2 separate regions of the Mus musculus genome follow, and region 1 is linked to region 2. The links are chromatin loops, found by intact Hi-C in ENCODE. Cell type or tissue: heart. All regions are shown on one strand. Links, peaks and the distances in the headings refer to the core of each region. The heading gives the core; the rest is flanking DNA. Region 1 overlaps Antxr2 (anthrax toxin receptor 2). Region 2 holds the start of Antxr2 (anthrax toxin receptor 2).

What was found. A loop is a pair of places that touch in the nucleus more often than their neighbours do. Peaks named below come from ENCODE experiments on the same cell type or tissue, not always from the same donor. Only the 100,000 strongest peaks of a DNase experiment are listed, where the experiment ranks them.
Region 1: a loop joins it to region 2, with 1.9 times the contacts of the local background. A loop is called at or near these places in 5 of 42 quality-filtered maps.

The regions. Positions count from the first base shown.
Region 1 is chr5:97,976,859-97,985,896 of GRCm38, forward strand. It overlaps Antxr2 (anthrax toxin receptor 2), which reads right to left. Exons shown (of 17, transcript NM_133738.2): 8 at 3,116-3,176; 9 at 743-841. Among named protein-coding and RNA genes, the nearest start is that of Gm34226, 35 kb to the right of the region's middle. In heart, for the core only: no CTCF peak of the experiment used is centred there; a DNase peak (open chromatin) is centred at 3,873; H3K4me3 peaks cover 691 bases; H3K27ac peaks cover 3,408 bases.
Region 2 is chr5:98,026,571-98,035,608 of GRCm38, forward strand. Antxr2 (anthrax toxin receptor 2) reads right to left here and starts at 4,447. Exons shown (of 17, transcript NM_133738.2): 1 at 3,828-4,447; 2 at 3,014-3,085; 3 at 901-972. The coding sequence starts at 3,979. It overlaps Gm34226 (a long non-coding RNA gene), which reads left to right. Exons shown (of 3, transcript XR_389370.3): 3 at 775-910. It also overlaps Gm42759. In heart, for the core only: no CTCF peak of the experiment used is centred there; DNase peaks (open chromatin) are centred at 4,091, 4,621, 6,661 and 7,841; H3K4me3 peaks cover 4,131 bases; H3K27ac peaks cover 3,516 bases.

The DNA of each region.
Region 1 (9,038 bases), core at 683-8,682, 50 kb before region 2:
TCCTGGAACTCTTTGAAGACCAGGCTGGCCTCTAACTCAGAAATCCACCTGCCTCTGTCTCCCAAGTGCTGGGATTAAAGGCGTGCGCCACCACTGCCTGGCTTTTTGTTTGTTTGTTTGTTTTTTTAAACGTTCATCTCTGCCTGTTATTAGCTGTTTCACCACAGGATGGTAATTCATACATCAAAGACCATCTTCTGAATAATGAGATTACTGAGAACAGGGTCTAGTGTTTATTAAGTCATGAGCAAGTATTACCTCTATGAAATAATTATTGTTATTCATATTATTATTATAGAAGCTTTATTTTTTTCTCTAATGAAAAACTGTAGCATAGCTGATTTTAATTGAATGAGAAAAAAGAAAGGAAGGAAGGAAGAAAGGAAGGAAGGAAGGAAGGAAAAGAAAGAAAGAAAGAAAGAAAGAAAGAAAGAAAGAAAGAAAGAAAGAAAGAAAGAAAGAAAGAAAGAAAGAATATTTTAGGTTACAGAGATGGCTCAGAGGCTAAAAGCACTTGCTGCTTTTCCAGTGGAGGTGGGTTTGAGCCCTAGCACCCACATAACAGTTTACAACCATCTATAACATGTCTTCTTCTGGTCTCTGCAGACACTAGGCACAAACATGTATAGGCGAAACACTCACACACATAAAATAAAAATAAATGCTTTTTAAAGAAGAAAACATCCTCAAGATTATGCGCAACAAAGACCTTTAGGTGACACTGGCATTCCTGGGGACTTACTCTTTGTATATGTGCTGTTTGCAGTGAATGTACAGAGGACACTGCCATCGTGACTGATCGACGTGACTGCTCTTCCAGTCAGAACAACTTGAAATTTCTCTAGAGATAAAAAAGAAAAAGAGAAAGAAAGAAAGAAAGAAAAAAAGGTGAGCCTGTAACCAATGGTTTTTTTTTTTTAAGATCAGCCACAGTTTCGGGAGCCTCAGCACATATTTCCGCACTCGATCCTCTCCACCAATAACCGTGACTTTACGACTCCAGCCAAGCTTGCTTCCTTTAGACGCTCTAGGTAGAGATAGTGGAGATGGCATTCATTGTCGCACGAAGCTTCTACTTTGGTTTTTATTAGAGTGTTTTCCAGTAGTAACCCAGGTATTAGAATTAAAATATAGCAATAATTACCTGGCTTATTTCTGTTCCCCCAATTCTATTCTTATAGGCTTTTCAAGAAAGAATGTGCTCTTTCTCTTTTCTCTCTCAGTCACTAAGTTCAGGAAGTAAATAAAACAAACAACTTGTCAACCTGTTTTGTCTTACAGTACAACAGACGTTCTGCTGTTTGGATTACTGGCAGCCGTGACAGGGACTAGAGGAATCTGCTTTACTGTCTCCCTATCTACAATGTCTAAAGACACTGAATTTTAGAAAAGGAATGAATATGAAAGAATATGCTAGAAGAAAAGTTGGCAGACCCAATCTCTCAATGGGTAGAGAAGACGTGCTGTGTGACTACAATCGAATATGTTAGCAATCCCAATGGTGATGGCCTCTTGTCCCAAAGGCAAACTGAAGTAAGAGAAATGTTACAGAGTTGATCTGAGTAAATTACAATTTAGGAATTGGGCAGCAAAGGGAGTTTGGGAGCCCCACCAAAAAAAAATCAGCAAGGCTCTTCTAGAAATAACATAGGAAAAATGCAAGTGTACACACATATGTGTACACTCACACACATTCACATCATAGATCTATCTTGTGGGAAAGTTCCTAGTTTAATAGTATAAATATGTTGGTTGAACTGAAGATCTGGGGTTTTGGGGTTTTGTTCTTATTTTTCAACGTGTATTAAATATATAGCTCAGATTTTGTTGAAGTTTACAAACCAGGCAAAATCACTTGTGATGCCGAAATGGACCTTTATACTCAGAGTTCCTTCAGGTTAATTCACCCTAACACCCTCTATCTTTCTGGACTTCTCCCTCCTACCACCAAGCCTGACACACTGTCACCAGCTACCAAAGCAAAGCCTACCGGCCACTCTCCATTCACTGCGTCATCAAAAGAGAAGTACTCATATGTTCTAACAATGTGCAGGCATACCTAACATGTAATTCAGTAAGAGCATAGACACTGTTGTCAGATGGACAAGGATCTAAAGGACAATGACTCACATATACTGAATCTCCAAACCTGCCTCTGCCTCACTTTCTCCATCTGCAAACTTGGATTATACAACTCCTGAAGAGCAATGTTAAAGTGACTAAGTAAAACTGTAGATTCAAGGAACATGGCTTGGAAGGCTCAAGAAGGGATGTAATAAAGACAAGCTATTATCTTAATGTAGTTTCCACCTACTTGCCTATGTTTTTCCTAGAAAACTAATGCTCTCCATCCTTAGAAAAGACCCCACTGCTCTGGAATGTCCCCGTGCATGTTTCCTGCTCCCTGTCTCGATGATCATGTATTAGGGAGCTAAGGGATGCAGGGCTAGACAGCACATCCATCCGGTAACCACGATGTTCTGTGATAATTTACATATGATAAATTCCCCTTCTCCTTATTCAGGATGGGACTTCTTTTCTCCTTTTCTAAAAAAAGTTGTGCTAAAAAGAACTCTAGGTCAACTTGAAGAGGAAAGTCGGCTGGGGAGAAGCAGACTGCCTGGGCAAGGATGTCTGGGAGGTGAGAACCTGAACCTGCTTTGAGAAGCAGCTGATGAAGTCGCCTGCTTCCTTCCTGCACTCTGCCCCTAAGTCATTTCCCTATGAGCCTGGAGCTTGCAGACAGGATAACATGGCCAGGTCATTAGAGCATAGAGCTCTGCAGTCCCAAATACCACCCAATCAGATAAAGGCTTCTATATTTTATTTTATTTGCCATAGAAAAGGTCTCAAACATGAACTGAATATACAGAACATTCTAAAAGCCTGTCACACAATATGCTCATTATTTAAAATAACATTTGAATCTTAAAAATTTGAATTTAAAATAGAAATATTTCAAGGAATTATTTAAAAATTCTTACACCAAAAAAAAGATGCCAAAAAAGTTAATTTTGCTATTCTCCTTCCAACATGAGTTTCAAATCATATCTTTCAGCTAGGGGAAAAAGAAAAATAATTTCTTACATGGTATTTTTAAACTCTAAACACTTACCCCCTACACAGACACTTGAAGGACTCAATTCCAGGATTTCAGTACATGATTGAGCTAATATCTGAAAAGGATAAAAAAAATAATAAGCTATAAGACTAATTGTAGCATGTGAGTCCCATGGTTATTAACAAAGTCGAGGTCCACTCCCTATATCTAAAGATGTCAGAGACAAGTCAATTCACCACTACCCATTGAGCTACAAAACTCTGTGTAAGCACTTGTGTTGTCGCAGGGTCTAACACTGTACATGGTAAATCCCCTATTTTATCAGAGTAAACCCAGATGATCATGGGAAAACTGAGCACTGCCTCAAAATCTGAACAGATAACTAAAATCTCCTCATATCAAAACCAATGCTATCCTTCCCAGTCCAGCCAAAACAACAAGACAGCAAATCAAACTGCCTGCTCAATCCTGCTGTTCGTTATGTTTTCTGTTTTGAAGTTCAAAGATTGCCAACCCATAACAGCTTCTTTATTTGACAACGTGTTCCTAGTCCATTTCCCAAGGCTTAGCTCCCAAGGGACACAACTCCCTTGCATGTATCAAACATCACACTTGCAGAACGCAGATCCCTTGTGAAAACCAAACAATTATTCTCAAACACAGTCTGCACTCAAGCATGTACAACGCACTGACTCAGAACCGCTCCACTTAAAGCGCTCTGAGACGCAGAAACCACCGCACGAGGCACAGGGCTACGAGTGAAGAACAATGAAGCAAGCTGCGCCTGATGGTCACCGGAGTTCTGCCTCTATTTTTAGAGCTCCTCTGCACTGCATTATCAAAGTCAGACAAAGTCCAGATGGTCTGTGATCAGCGTTCCGCTCCTGATGGAACTCGAAGACAGATGAAGTGCAGAGGTGGTCACAGCCCCTGCTTGTAACCAGACAGGACGGAAATCCCGCAGCAAAATAAATAAATAAATAAATAAATAATTGCAAACCTTTCCTGTGCTGTTGAATTACAGAGGAAATACAGACACTCAGTGTCTTAAACCACCTGTGAAATCACGGACCTATCCATGCTGAACGCGCCTCTGAATAAGAGACATCGTTTGAACCTTTGAAAGTTTTTTTCCAAATGAATACAAATTTTCATGTATGATTGAGTCTTCACTACAAACCGCATAAGATTTGAGATTTGGAAAAAAAAAAAAAAGCCACCAAAATTCTTGGATAACAACACTGGGGACCAATGGTAAAATCCAACATACTCTCCCTGGAGGAATGGAATCTCTGGTCAATAACACCTTTAAATATTTTTACAGAATTTGTGTAACAGACTCTAAAGGAGAAAACTTGTGTGGGTTAAGACTAAACCGAAAATATTCCAACTAATAAAAAAGGGCCTGATTGATATAGCTTAGGCTAATAAGGGAAAGTTTTCTTTTAAAAAAAAAAATAGGGAGTCATAAAGTTGGCACCAGTGTGTGACATAAGCCAGTTGAATTTGCTAAACATGGCCTCCCTTCTCCAGAACTCGAGCCGTGTGTTGAGAACGGAACTTGCTTCATCCATGAGAAGATACTTTTTGAAAAAAAAATCAATCAGATTACAGAGCAGGACCACACCATGATGAACAGCCTGTTCTGTACGTACAATGTAACCAATAACTGTTTAGGTTGAAAAAATAAACTAGAAATAACATTTAAAAGGTCTCTCTAGTCATCAAACCAATAATCACATCGGGACACAGATAAGTCAAGACAGTTTTTTAAGAAAAAGCACCTAGCCCTTCTATGAATTATGAATTTTACAAATGCAAGATGATATAATTTAAAACAAAGTTTATCAAAATCACTTCCAAATGAAAAAATAGTCAGAGAAGAGGCGGGTAGACAAGACTGACGAGAGAGTTAATACAGATTTAGAAATAAAAATGACTTGTAAATTTGTTTTCCTCATCTAGAATTTACCATATTCTATATTAAGATGGCAATAACTAGACACTGAATACTTTAATGCTGGAATGTAGTTTACATGCAATACTTTAAACTGTAATTACATTAAAGCACAATAGTTCATTTTTTAAAAAAAATAAATATTCTGTACAAGAAGTGACCAATGAGAAGCTCAAGATGTCAAAATGGAGATCTTTCAGGGAAAGAAAACAAGAAAACAGGGGCGTTACAAGACTATGGATAGGATATCGCTCGTGGAAGATGCCCAACCTAACACCCTGCGCTCACAGGGATGCCTGGCAGGGACAGAGGGAGCAAAGTCAGAAAACTTATCCAAAGCAGGAGGCTTGTGGCCCTGGTGAAAAGGGACTTGGATTCCTACATTTAGGATACTCCTGAAAAAATGTGTAGGCTTAAAATCAAGATGGTTTTGATGAAACAGCGATTCCTCGGGCAGATGGGTCCCCAGTGGTACAGAAGCATACTCTTGCACTTTTGTGGTTCAGAGGGAAGGTGCTGGACCCAACATCATCTTGAGAAAGAAGCTACTCTTTGAAACTAAACTATCCTTAGGGGCTGAAGATGGGGAACTGTCACAGGGCAGGGAGTTGGAATTTAGTCTGCAACCATCCCAGGGTAAGTATAGATTTTGATGCAGTTGTAAACAGCTGGAGGACTAGAAGCCCCAAAGCCAAAAACAGAACGCAGCAGGAAAGCTAGACTCAGGAAGTGGAGTACGGAAGAGAGGTAGCCTCCCCTCTTAGTTTCCTGGAGCAGGTCTAATTAATTACGAATACCCTGAATTTGGGTCACTTGGAGATTAGAAGCTCAATGAGAACAACCCACCACTGGAACCAATTACCTGTTAGTCATTGCTGTAGAACCTAAATCCTAAATCTCCCCCATGCTCCACTAACACTACAGCTGCATCCCAGGAGGCGGGAGAAGGATAAACTATTCAGGAGGGCCTCCTACTTGTTCAGAGCTCAGTGTGTAGCCTTTCCCACTCCCTGTGGATTTAGCTACCTGAGGGAACAGTATGGACTGCAGCGTTCAGAAGGGTGAGAGAGTCTACACAGAGCAGACTGCAGAGCTAACTGTGAGCAGCCCCTGGCACTGTTATGCAAAGGAGGGAAACTGTGCAAATAAAAACTTGAGACCCTCAAAGTATGATACTCAACAGGAATATCTTCCAATACAACCAGAAGCCGTACACGCAATCACAGCACACAGACACCATAAATATGAAAAGGCAAAGCATCATGACTCCTTCAACACTCCAGAATTCTTCAACTACTGATTGAAGACACCAAGAACACTCCTAAAAAGTGTTCCACAAAGAGAAAGAGAGAGAGAAAGTAAAGAGCCAAAGTCATTCTCCAAAGCCAGTAATGCTCTGATACCAACTAAATTAAAACATAAAACACATGCGCACATGTGTGCACACACATGCATGGGTGCACACACACACAGGTACATACACACACAGAGAGTAGAGACAGATTGACAGACAGACAAACAGACAAACAGGGAGGTCTGTAGACCAATTTCTCTGGTGAACATTAACAAAGTTCTTACAATCACACTCTCATGAATATATTCGGAATCGCACATATGAAGCTGCGGCGATTCGCCGTGGCTGTTAGAGCACTTTCTGTTTTAGGAGAGAATGCGGTTTACCAGCACCTGCATGCTAGACCACAAGCATCCGTAACACCACTTCCAGGGAAGAGGAGGTCTTCTTCTGGCCCCTGCAGGCACCAGATATGCACATGCTACACACACATGCATGCAGGCACACATTTCATATACATGAAATAAAAGTAAATTCTGTTTTTAAAAAAAAAATCACAAATGCATTATGACCAAGCCGGTCTTACCCCAGGTAAGGAATACAAGATTGGTTCAATCAAGTAATGCAACACAGAGAGACTTAAAAGACAAAAAACACAGCAATGCCTCAATAGATGTAAAAAGGGCTTTGACAAACTTCATCTCCCTTCCTGATAAATGAATGCCCTTAAAAACAGGAATTAAAAAAATAGACTCACATATACTAAAGATTATGTACAATAATTTTATAGACAATATAATACTAAATGGGGAAAAACAGGAAACATTTTCTCTAATATCAGAAATGAGACAAGAGTGTCTATTCTCACTGTTCTTGTTCAATATAAGTTTTAACTCTACCAAAGCTGTAAGAGAAAGACATTAAATGGAATACAAACAGGAAAGGAGAAAAATGAGGTATCCCTATTTGCAGATGACACAATCCTGTAGTTATAAGGAGCCTAGTGATTTAACAGAACACACTTAGATATTATAAACACTTTTAGAAAAGTCTCATGGTAGCCACTGAACATCAACTACGCAGCAACCTTTCTATATGCCAATAAAAACATTCCCAAGGATGAAACAAGGAAAATGTAACATTCACAATAGCTTCAAGGAAAGCAAAATATTGGAAATAAACCTAACAAAAGAGGTGGAGACCTCTATGTTAAAAATGTTAAGACAGCTCTAAAAGAAACTGAAGAGGACACTTCCCAGGGCTCCCATGTTCAAGAGAAAGAAGAAGACATTGTGAAGACTGCCATCCAGCCAAAGGCAATCTGCAGATTAAATACAAACCCCATCAAAATCCCAATAAAATTCTTCGTAGAACTAGAAAAATTAATTCCAAAATTCTTATGGAAGTACAAAATCCCTGACTCTCCAGAACAATGCTTACTGGACAAAGAAATAGTAGCAGAATCACAACACTCCATGTGAACACTCCTACATACTACAGTGCCACAGACACAAAATCACAACACTCTATGTCAACACTCCTACATACTACAGTGCCACAGACACAAAATCACAACACTCTATGTGAACACTCCTACATACTACAGTGCCACAGGAACTAAATCACAACACTCTATGTGAACACTCCTACATACTACAGTGCCACAGACACAAAATCACAATACTCTATGTGAACACTCCTACATACTACAGTGCCACAGACACAAAATCACAACACTCTATGTGAACACTCCTACATACTACAGTGCCACACACACAAAATCACAACACTCTATGTCAACACTCCTACATACTACAGTGCCACAGACACAAAATCACAACACCCTATGTGAACACTCCTACATACTACAGTGCCACAGACACAAAATCACAACACTCTATGTCAACACTCCTACATACTACAGTGCCACAGGAACTAAATCACAACACTCTATGTCAACACTCCTACATACTACAGTGCCACAGACACAAAATCACAACACTCTATGTGAACACTCCTACATACTACAGTGCCACAGACACAAAATCACAACACTCTATGTGAACACTCCTACATACTACAGTGCCACAGACACAAAATCACAACACTCTATGTCAACACTCCTACATACTACAGTGTCACAGGAACTAAATCAATACTCTAATGCCATTGAAAAATAAGACAAATATGCAAAAAGGCCAGAATAGCACAAGAATTCTACAGAGCTGGATGTAGCCATCGAATTTTTGACAAAGATATTAAATATATATTTTGGAAAATGGCACTCTTCAATAAATGGTGATAGAAAAAACAAGCATCTACCTTATTATTCATTCCTATATGGGAATGAGGTTCAGTCCATATCTCTCACACTGTATAAACATAAATTCAAAATTAATCATCGACTTTAATACCTAAATCCTTGAAACTGCTAGAGGAAACACCAATAAAGAACCTTAAAGATGTAGGCACAGGCAAGGTCTCTCTGAAAAAAAATAATAATCTAACAGCATAGAACAGAACTCCAAAAGTTGGCAAATAGGATTCTAAAAAATTAAAAAGCTTCAGCACAGCCCAGGAAAGCAGAGAATGAGAAAGATCTTCATAAACTACACAGCTCACATGGGTTTAATATCCAGTCTATATAAAGAATTTAAAACTCAAGCACCAATAAAATCAACTCATTCAATGAATGAATGGGCTCCTGAACAGAATAAACAGTCCTC
Region 2 (9,038 bases), core at 712-8,711:
TAGTATAGAATAGTGTGATATAGTATAGTATAATGTAATATATATATATACATATATATATAATTTTCCTAATTGAGTCAATTAACTATAAACAAGTTATCTCCTTCAGTGCTTTTAAATAGTATGCCTTATTGATCTTTTTAAACTGAAAGCTCAAGAAATAAGGATTAAAGCATATTAACTGGGTTTTACAAAAGAAACCTAAAAACTATTTTCACAATTATTTTTTAGAAATTCACACATTCTGTAAACCAAAGCACTGCAGTCGCCCTTGCTTAAAACTGTGGATCAGAAAGAGGTGATCCCGAAATGTGGTTACCACATTCCTTCAGTCAACAAGTATTCACTAACCAAGGTCTTACACACTTTCTGTCAGATGAAGTAAAAATGGAATCATAGCACTCCATTTCTGATCGTAGACTCCACAGTCAAGAAAACAAAAGTAACCCCAGGAAAAGCAGCCATGAGTCAGATACGTGGATGGTTGCTTCCAATGTACCACACTATGATCAGACACCATAGAAAGGGTCACAAGAAATGGTGTGACAATGGACAGGAAAGCCACTCCTTTTCTAAGCACTGAGGGGTAGCAGGGTGTGTGTGTGCGTGTGCGTGTGCGTGTGTTGGCGTGTGTGCAGTCTTTTGTTGCAAGTCACTGAACTTCAGAGAAAGACTAGAAATGTAGAATATATTCCACAACCAATATAGATGATATTGATTTTCAGATGGTCTACTCCTGCATACTCATGCTGCCTCTCCCTTCTGTTCCTGCAGAGCACTGAGTTGTCTGTGTGTTCGCTTGAGCCCACGGAGAGGCCCAGATCACCACACGGCAATATCAATCATGCCTTTATGATTCATCTCTCCTAAAAGCCTGCGCTGAAATGATAATGCACTAACCTGTCTCCAGTTAATGGCAAAATAATGGTTGCTTGGGAAGAAAACACAATGAAGGACAATCTCATTTCAGGGCTGCAAAATAAGGAAAGAGGCAGTTAAAACATTTTCAAAAGAAATATTGGTACAATACAAAAGCAGAGCCAGGAATCTCATTTAAAATTGGTCTCCCTGCACAGTCCCCACTTCCCTTAAATGGAACTCTCTCAGTAGATCAGCTAACTCTGCACAGCCCTCCTGTCTGCACTGCATTTCTTTTTATGCAGTCTGTGCTTCTCCGCTCTCAGAACACTCCTCCACAAATGACTGGCGTTTACATCTAGAAAGAATAACTGGACAGTCTCTAGGCTGCTGCAAGACTCTTTCCTAGAAAAATGTTCCTTCCTTTGACCTTCTCCTACTTCTCTCTGCAGGAGGCCACACCCTTCACTTAGGGCTGGAGAGAAGTCAGCTTAACGTAGAAGCCACGTTATGATAAGAGTCCAGACAAAAGTCACCGTAAATACTGTAAATGCTTAAATATCTTAATAATTACATTTCTTAATACTTTGAGCATTAAGAAATCACCTTTTGACTTGGCATTTCAAATTCCCAATCTATATTCCAGGATTTTGGCACTAATGTCACCAAAAGGTGGTTGTTTTTAGAAAAGCGTATGCTAGTGTTGCTCAGGTCTGAAACTGCAGTTGTGAAACTGAGACACAAGCTGGAAGGTCCAAAGGCCCTAGCTCCTGTAAGCACTGTGCTTGACAGCAGCTATCTTTTATTCATTTCCCCACAACATATAATTAGTAACTGAGCAACTATACTTGAGCCAGAGAACAGTATATGCTATAGAAATCCAAACTTGCAAACCAGATTCAATAAGAGCCTCGTTTTCTTCAAATGTGACATTGAAGTAATCCGTTGCTTTTGAGTAACACTGAATGACATTCTCAGCACATTCAGCGATGGAATCAGAAACTTATAAACAACGGTCTGCTTGGCTTTGACAGTTACAGATCTAAGCTCTTATTTATATTCCCTGCCTAGATGGTTTGACCTCAGACCCTGTCCAGGAACCAGAGTGCTATCTTTGGCTCCTGAAGCAGGAGACTGAAGATTGAACACCGACAGGCATACATTTTTATAGGGACAGCTTTACGGCTGCCAATAACCAAAGCGGGGATTGCCTAGGCCTCTACAGATTGTTTGAAGTTACTTGCAACATGACTTTCAAAATGTTTTGATCATCCAAGCCTGTTTTACAGAAAACATTTGGGCTCAGAAGACTGAGGGAGGCAATATTTAATGACACAGCTCCTATCCGTGTCCCTCCCATTACCCTGATAAACTTGCACTTGTTCCTGGCATCCAAAAAAAAAAAAAAAAAAAAGAAAGAAAGAAAAGAAAAGAAAAAAAAAAAAACAGAAGAGGGTAACCACAGAAAACATTGCATCCAAGGGTTATTTTTAAATAGGGATTGCCACTAATTCCTGGTTACTTCTAAATAAGAGAGTAAGCTGGATTTACCAGCAGCCATGCTTTTTATAGCCGAGGGAAACAGTGTTTGCTAGTGAAGCCTCCTGCATATATAGAACGGTTACATTTTAAACCAGCCACACACCCACACATTGTGTAAACACAACTCATTTCTTTAAATGCACACACACACAAGTGCTTTTTCAGCTAGTGGGTTATTAACACATGTTCATTTAAAGTTTTCCGACACTTTTAAAATGTGGAAGTTTACAGAGCCAAGTGTGTGGAGTTGAAAATATAGTACAGACACTATTAGGATAAAATGTATTTTTTAAATGTGATAAATTATGAGAAAGCATAACTCAAACTCAAAACAGATGAGTGGTCGAAAAGGAAAAGACATTAAGAATTGTATTTGAAGATGTTCCCTCACACCCTGGGCCAAGTTTCTGGGAGCCAGATAAATTGAACTTGCAAGGGTTAGCTGAAAGTCTCGCCTGCACACCATGTGTGAAAGGGCCACCTTGAGACGTTTAAAATTCAACATTTTGATTTCGGGAAAGATTTCCCATGAGAAGGGTTTTAGAACAGGGAAACCCGGCTGTTTGTTCGATTTCCTTTCCAATGCCAAGAAAGGTACGATGGGGAGACATACCTCACAAATCTCTCTGTCAGCTGGTGGACAAAATTATAAATTTCAATCCAGTTATTTGCTACACTGCCAGACCTGAAAAAGGAAGATAAATTGATCAGAAAGACAAAAAGTGGGCCTTAATGGCAAACATTTCTTCAGTTTTAAAAGGCGCATGATGGGGGGTGGAGGTCGGGGGTCAGGGATAGGGGGCGGGGACTGACTCCCCTCTTCAAAGTTAAGTGTGCTTGTTCATGTCCATGTTCAGAGCTGAAACTTTAGTGTTTGGGCTGAATCAAGGAAACCAGGAAGACCACACTTCTTGGGGGGGGGGGGGGGGACACTTGCTTTGTACTGTTTAGAGAGAGACCTGGCTTTTCAAAATAAAAACACAAGCCCTCATTTCTCAGGAAATGCAAGCCACATTGGGTATATTAAGGCTTTCCCCCCCCCCCCCTGGCTCCCAGTGTGATCAGGATAAAATTAGGCAAACTTTAGAATGTCCGTGGGGGTCTAGGGGGAGTATGATAAAGAGGCACAAAAGTTCCTGGGAGGAAACGAGCTGCAGGTGGCCACACTACCGTTTCCCAAAAGATTCCAGGACAAAAAAAGCACTGCACGCCTCTCCTTTGGAGAACCAAGTAGCCCTGGAGTCTCGCAGCCCCTATTCCTGTACAGCTAATGAGCTTGCCTTTGAAAGGAGTCAGCCACATGCACACTAGGGAGAGTTCCCTCGTCGCCTCCCCCAGAATCCAAACACATCTCAACTTCAGTCCTAGCTGATTCAGAGCTGCCCTCCCCCCAGGAGACCCTGACCCCACAGTCCTCCTTCACTCACTTGTCCAGTACGAAGTACAAATCGAAGGCTTTTTTGCAAGAGGGCTGCTCCTGGGCTTGCAGCAACGACCCCGGACCGCCCACAGCCAACAACCACAGGCCAGGGAACAGCCAGCTCCCAGGGCTGCGCGCCCGGGACCGACCGGCCACCATCCTGTGGCCGGGGCCCGGCAGCTCTCTCTGGCTCACAGTCCCTTGGGCTCGGGGTTCTGGGCTCCGGGCTTCACAGAGCAGAGACGTGAAAGAGGCGGAGTCACCGGGGACTCGCCCGGGGGTCAGAGGCTGAGCGGGGCTGGGATGCCCTCTCCAAGCTCAGAGCCACCCAACAGCTGCCACTGAGGAGAGAGAGCGAGGTCCTGGGAGGACAAAGAGAGTCTCCGCAGCCGCCACAGCTGCCGCCGGAACTCTGGGCAAATCCCAGTGGACAGAGTCCAGTTCTCCCACTCCGGATTCCGGAGAGTTGCTGCAGACAATGAGGCCCGCAGCGACAGCTCTCGGGACAAGTTCCTCGCCTCCCGCTGAGTCTCCGGCGCCCACCCGGGAGCAGAAAGGCTGGCGTCTAGCTGCGGTGGTGAGCTGCGGGACAGGCACCCGCGGACCCCACGATCGCCGCGGGAACTCAGCCGAGTCCTCCTCTTCCGCCTCTCTTCCTCGGACCGCCCAACTCCTCGCGGCACTTTATAACTTTCTTCCCTGCCCCAACCTGGCGCCGCGCCGCGCGGGGCGAGCCTCTGCAGCCCGGGATGCTAAGCACCCGGGGGAGCGGCAGGCCGCCGGGCACCTCAGGCCTGGGGGGTGGGAGTGGGCGCTGACCGGTCTGCTCGTGCGAGCCCGAGGGCGGGGCGCCGGGAGGAAGCCCGACGAGCCACACAAGCACACTTGAGGGTTCGTGCTGAGCAGCGGATGACTAACGCCTGCCAGATTTCGGAAGGGAGAGAGGAGTTCTGAAAAACAAACGTCCTCTAGATACTAAACATATCCAACTCTCCCGCAAGCCTGGCCCGGCCTGTTTTCCCCAGCTGTGCTGGAACGGCCCTCCGCGTGGTTTAGAGACTCAGGACCAGCTGTCTCCTGGATAGTGACGGCCTTATGCCTCATCCCTCCGCACCTTTCATCCATCACACACCGACCTAGTGACGCAGGATTTAAGGTTTAAGAAAGGGGACTTCCTCTTTTCTTTCTCTTTTTTTTTCTATTTGATAATTTTTCCATTTTTCATTAATTCTGAGAGTTTCATGCGACGTGTACTGATCATATATATTTTTCACACACACACACCCAACACCTCCCTACCCCTAACTCCTCTGAAATCAACCCTCACCTCCCTACACACACCTCAACTTCGTGTCCCTTTTGTCAAGAACCCATAGACTCCAATTTGAGCAGTCTATATACTCCTGGTCCACGTGGGGACCATTCAATGGAGTAGGTTTAGCCTTCAAAGAACCACACCCTTAAAGAAAACCATAGCCCCACTCGGAAGCCTTCTACTGTGCATAGCTCCAGGGTGACCGGTGGGATTTCATTAAAAAAAAAAAAAAAAAAAAAAAGTTTCCCACTCCATGCTAGCAGGTTGACTGGCTTGATCTTCTGAGGATATTGTGCGACAACCTCAGCGGCTGTGTGTTCATGCATGCAGCAATCCCGTCATGCCCAGAGGCCAGCGCTGAGCTGTAGTGCCCCTGACCTAGAGTTCTGTGAATCTTTTCACTCACCTTACTCCCACCCTTTGTGGATTGTCCTGGAACGTTAAGGAGGGCTTGTGATTTGTATGTCCCATTTGTGGCTGGGCAATCCACGAGCATTTATTCTCTTCGATTTGACCATTTGTGGGTTTGTGCATTAACCACCATCCCCTGCACTGAGAAACTTGTCTGATGAGGTCTCAGAGTTGCGCTGGCTGATCTACAAGTAGAGAGACATGAATTCAGAGGGTCGTTTGCTTTGATGTCCATTTATTTGACATCAAAGTAATAGGTTCATTCCTGTGGCCCATGAGCACCACAGCCACAGGCTCTTGGAGTATCTTGGAGAAAGATACGTTTCTTTCTGTGGAGTGAGCCTTAATCCCAATCAGAAAACAGTTATCACCCTATATTGTAGAAATGAGCATATCTCTCCATGTTAGCCATTCCTGTGGCTTGCAGGCTTCACTGGTAGGCAGGACTATTGATGGCTTTTCTCTCTTGGCAGCTCACATAATCAATTCTAAGACTATAAGAGCTAGATTTCGGGAGACTACAGGTCAGTTCCAGATGGGTTCCTCAAAGTCCTGTGTCCAAAATGCATGGTGTCTACAGCTAAAGGGTCTTGACATCAAGTTCCGGTAGGCAACCAAGAGTAATGGTAATAGCCTGTATTGATTTTGGGACACCTGTGATCAACAACTTAAAGGAAGGTTATCCCACACCCCACTGGGCTTTTAATTTGCATCTCTCCCAGCCAAGACAAAGCTAGGAGCCAGTGATCACTTCGGTAGCAATGAAAAATCACACCTGGAAATATCTAGTCCCACTCTCCCTGAGCCCAGTTATCACGGGTTTCACCTTGAAAAGGCTAAGTAGTGGAGGAGATAAAGCCAGGTAACTTGTAAGCATTGTGCAATGTGTACATTAATATGTACAATTTTATGGTTACGTATGACTCAAAGAACAAACTGAATCACAATAAGACTTCATCCGGCGGTGAGCTCATCAGATCTTGCCAAAATCCTACAGGGGCTGAAGTTTGTGTGCAAATTTCTCCTTACTGATTCTGTTCTCTTCCCCATTTCTCCCTCCCCTCTCTTCTCCACCACTTCCACCTGTGACTTCCCCTTTTGCTTTGTCAACAACGTAGCTTTTAGAGCTTTCAACGTCACTGATGCACACAGTGACTGAGAGGAGGCAGCCCCTCCTCCTTCACAAGTCACTGTAACAAGTCAATGCTTTATGATAGGAAGTTCCTGTGATGCTTACAGGCTGCTCTTTTGCATGTGTATTGTTGGCCACCATCTATGTTTAACTTTTTATTTATGATACTCTATTTATGATATTTATGATTTTGATTTACAGCCAGATATGTCAATGTCAGCTCTTTGAGGACAGGAGACCATCACTTCAATGAATATTTATTGAGTACCTATCAGCTAGTGCCCAGAATTCAGATAGTAAATGCCCTTTGTGAGACTTGCAGTTAGGTCTCCATTTTTAACTCTAATCCTATTCAAAAGAGAATTATACTTTGAGTAATTTTACCAAATAATACCATATATTACATGTGTGTATACATATATACATATATGTGTGTATACATATATATGTATGTATGTATGTATATATACACACACACACACATATATTCTAATAAAAATCTGGGATAAATGAAGTCTGCCAGAAACTGTAAAAGTGTTTTCAAGAAGCAATTTGAAGAGATATGCTACAGGATATTGCCCCTTGGTAAGGTACTTGGAACTCTCGATAATTGGCTCCTTTGCCCCTGGTTTCTTGACTCATTGCCTGCTCATCTTGTAGACTTTGATGTCTTCTCTTACACTCAAATTATAGCAAAATACACTCTCTGACCTCGGCACTTCCTGGATCCCAAGGCTAATAGAAGTAACTGGTATACTGAACCCCGGCACTCATGGTTCTTTGTTGGTTTGTGTAGGTGATGAGTTCAGCACAGCTCTAGAAGTCTTGCATTTCACTAGCTTGCTCATGCAAGACTGACCACAAAACAGGAAATGGCCTCAACCAGCAGAGATCAATAGTCAAACAAATTATGTTCATGTAAAAACTATTTACTGATTTTTGGTTATTAGGGTAACCCGCTGTCCTGATTTGCTGCTTACTGTGGGGAGTCCAAGGACATGGGCTAAAGCTAAAAGTAGGTCAGTCTCTTCTTGGGAGTGTCCCTGGCAAATGCTGCTGCTGACCATGCTTTCTCACAAGCAATAATGAAGGAGATGAGAGCCAGAATACACTTGGAATTCTTTCTGGGCCATGTTGAGCTGAGACAACAGCACCACTTCCCTTTTCCACTCCTAAGGGGACTAAGGGTTTGGGTGAGCACAACGTTTCAAACCAAGTTTTCTTTCCCTGTAAGAATGGGGAAAAGGACACAGTTTCAGGAAGTTGCGGGGAGGGGGGAGGAAAAAGGAAGAGATGAAGACACACACTCATGTTCCATTTTATATAATAATTCATGTACTAATCTTTGTTAGCAGATGTTTGCTGATACCTGCGATGTGTGTTACAACATTCTAAGCAAAAGTGCAGGACTGAAGAGATGGCCCAGTGGCTAAGAGCAATGCCTTCCAGAGGACCAGATTTCAGTTCCCAGCACCTATGTCAGGAGGTTCATAACCTATACTCAGTCCAGGGTATCCAAAGCATCTTCTGGCATCTGTGAGCAAGCCACCTGTATATGTAAAACTCACACAGAAACACCCAAATAGACACATAACTCAAAAATAAATTAGAATGCTACCCACCCTGATCTCAAGAAATCTGCATAGAAATTAATTTATTTCTCTCTACCTTTACCAACAAATAATAAGCAAATAAGTAAATAAGCAAATGTGTAACAATAAAGGCAAACATTTAAAAACATCTTTTAGGTCTAAAAAGGTGAAAGCAAACCTCTGTGTTACTTACAAGCAGGCTTCTTTGCCTGGCAGCCACAGTGATGGACATGACTCTCTGGGACTGTCTACTGCTAGAAGTGATTCATATACTCATCACATCGGAAGTGATTCATTGTGTGGTATCTAAAGTGATTCAGAGGAAGAAAATAAATCTTCAGTGCCTACAGGTGATAAAGCCTATTTCAGCTTTTATCAGGCATGGTCATAAAAGAACTAAATTTCCCCTATGTCTGATCGAGTTCCTGTGAATGGTTTGGGGAGGTATAATTACCTGTAAAGTAGATTCTCTGTGTATGAGACCACTTAAAATTTCAGTGTGTATTATAGGAAAGTTATCAACATCTGCATTTGGGACTAGATGCTTAAAACCCAGGTTCCTAGAAAGAGGCATGAGACTAAGACCACAGGTGAAGTGGAACATCCTTTCAGGAGAGAAACCTAGGAGAGGAAGGATACAGAAATGGTCCCAGGCAGGACATAATTGCAGAGGAAACCTCAGCCATCCTCAAAAGTAACTCTGGCCGAAATGGCCTTTCAGGTGGGGGCCTGATTTCTATGTTTGTTCATAGAAAGGTCATCAAATTT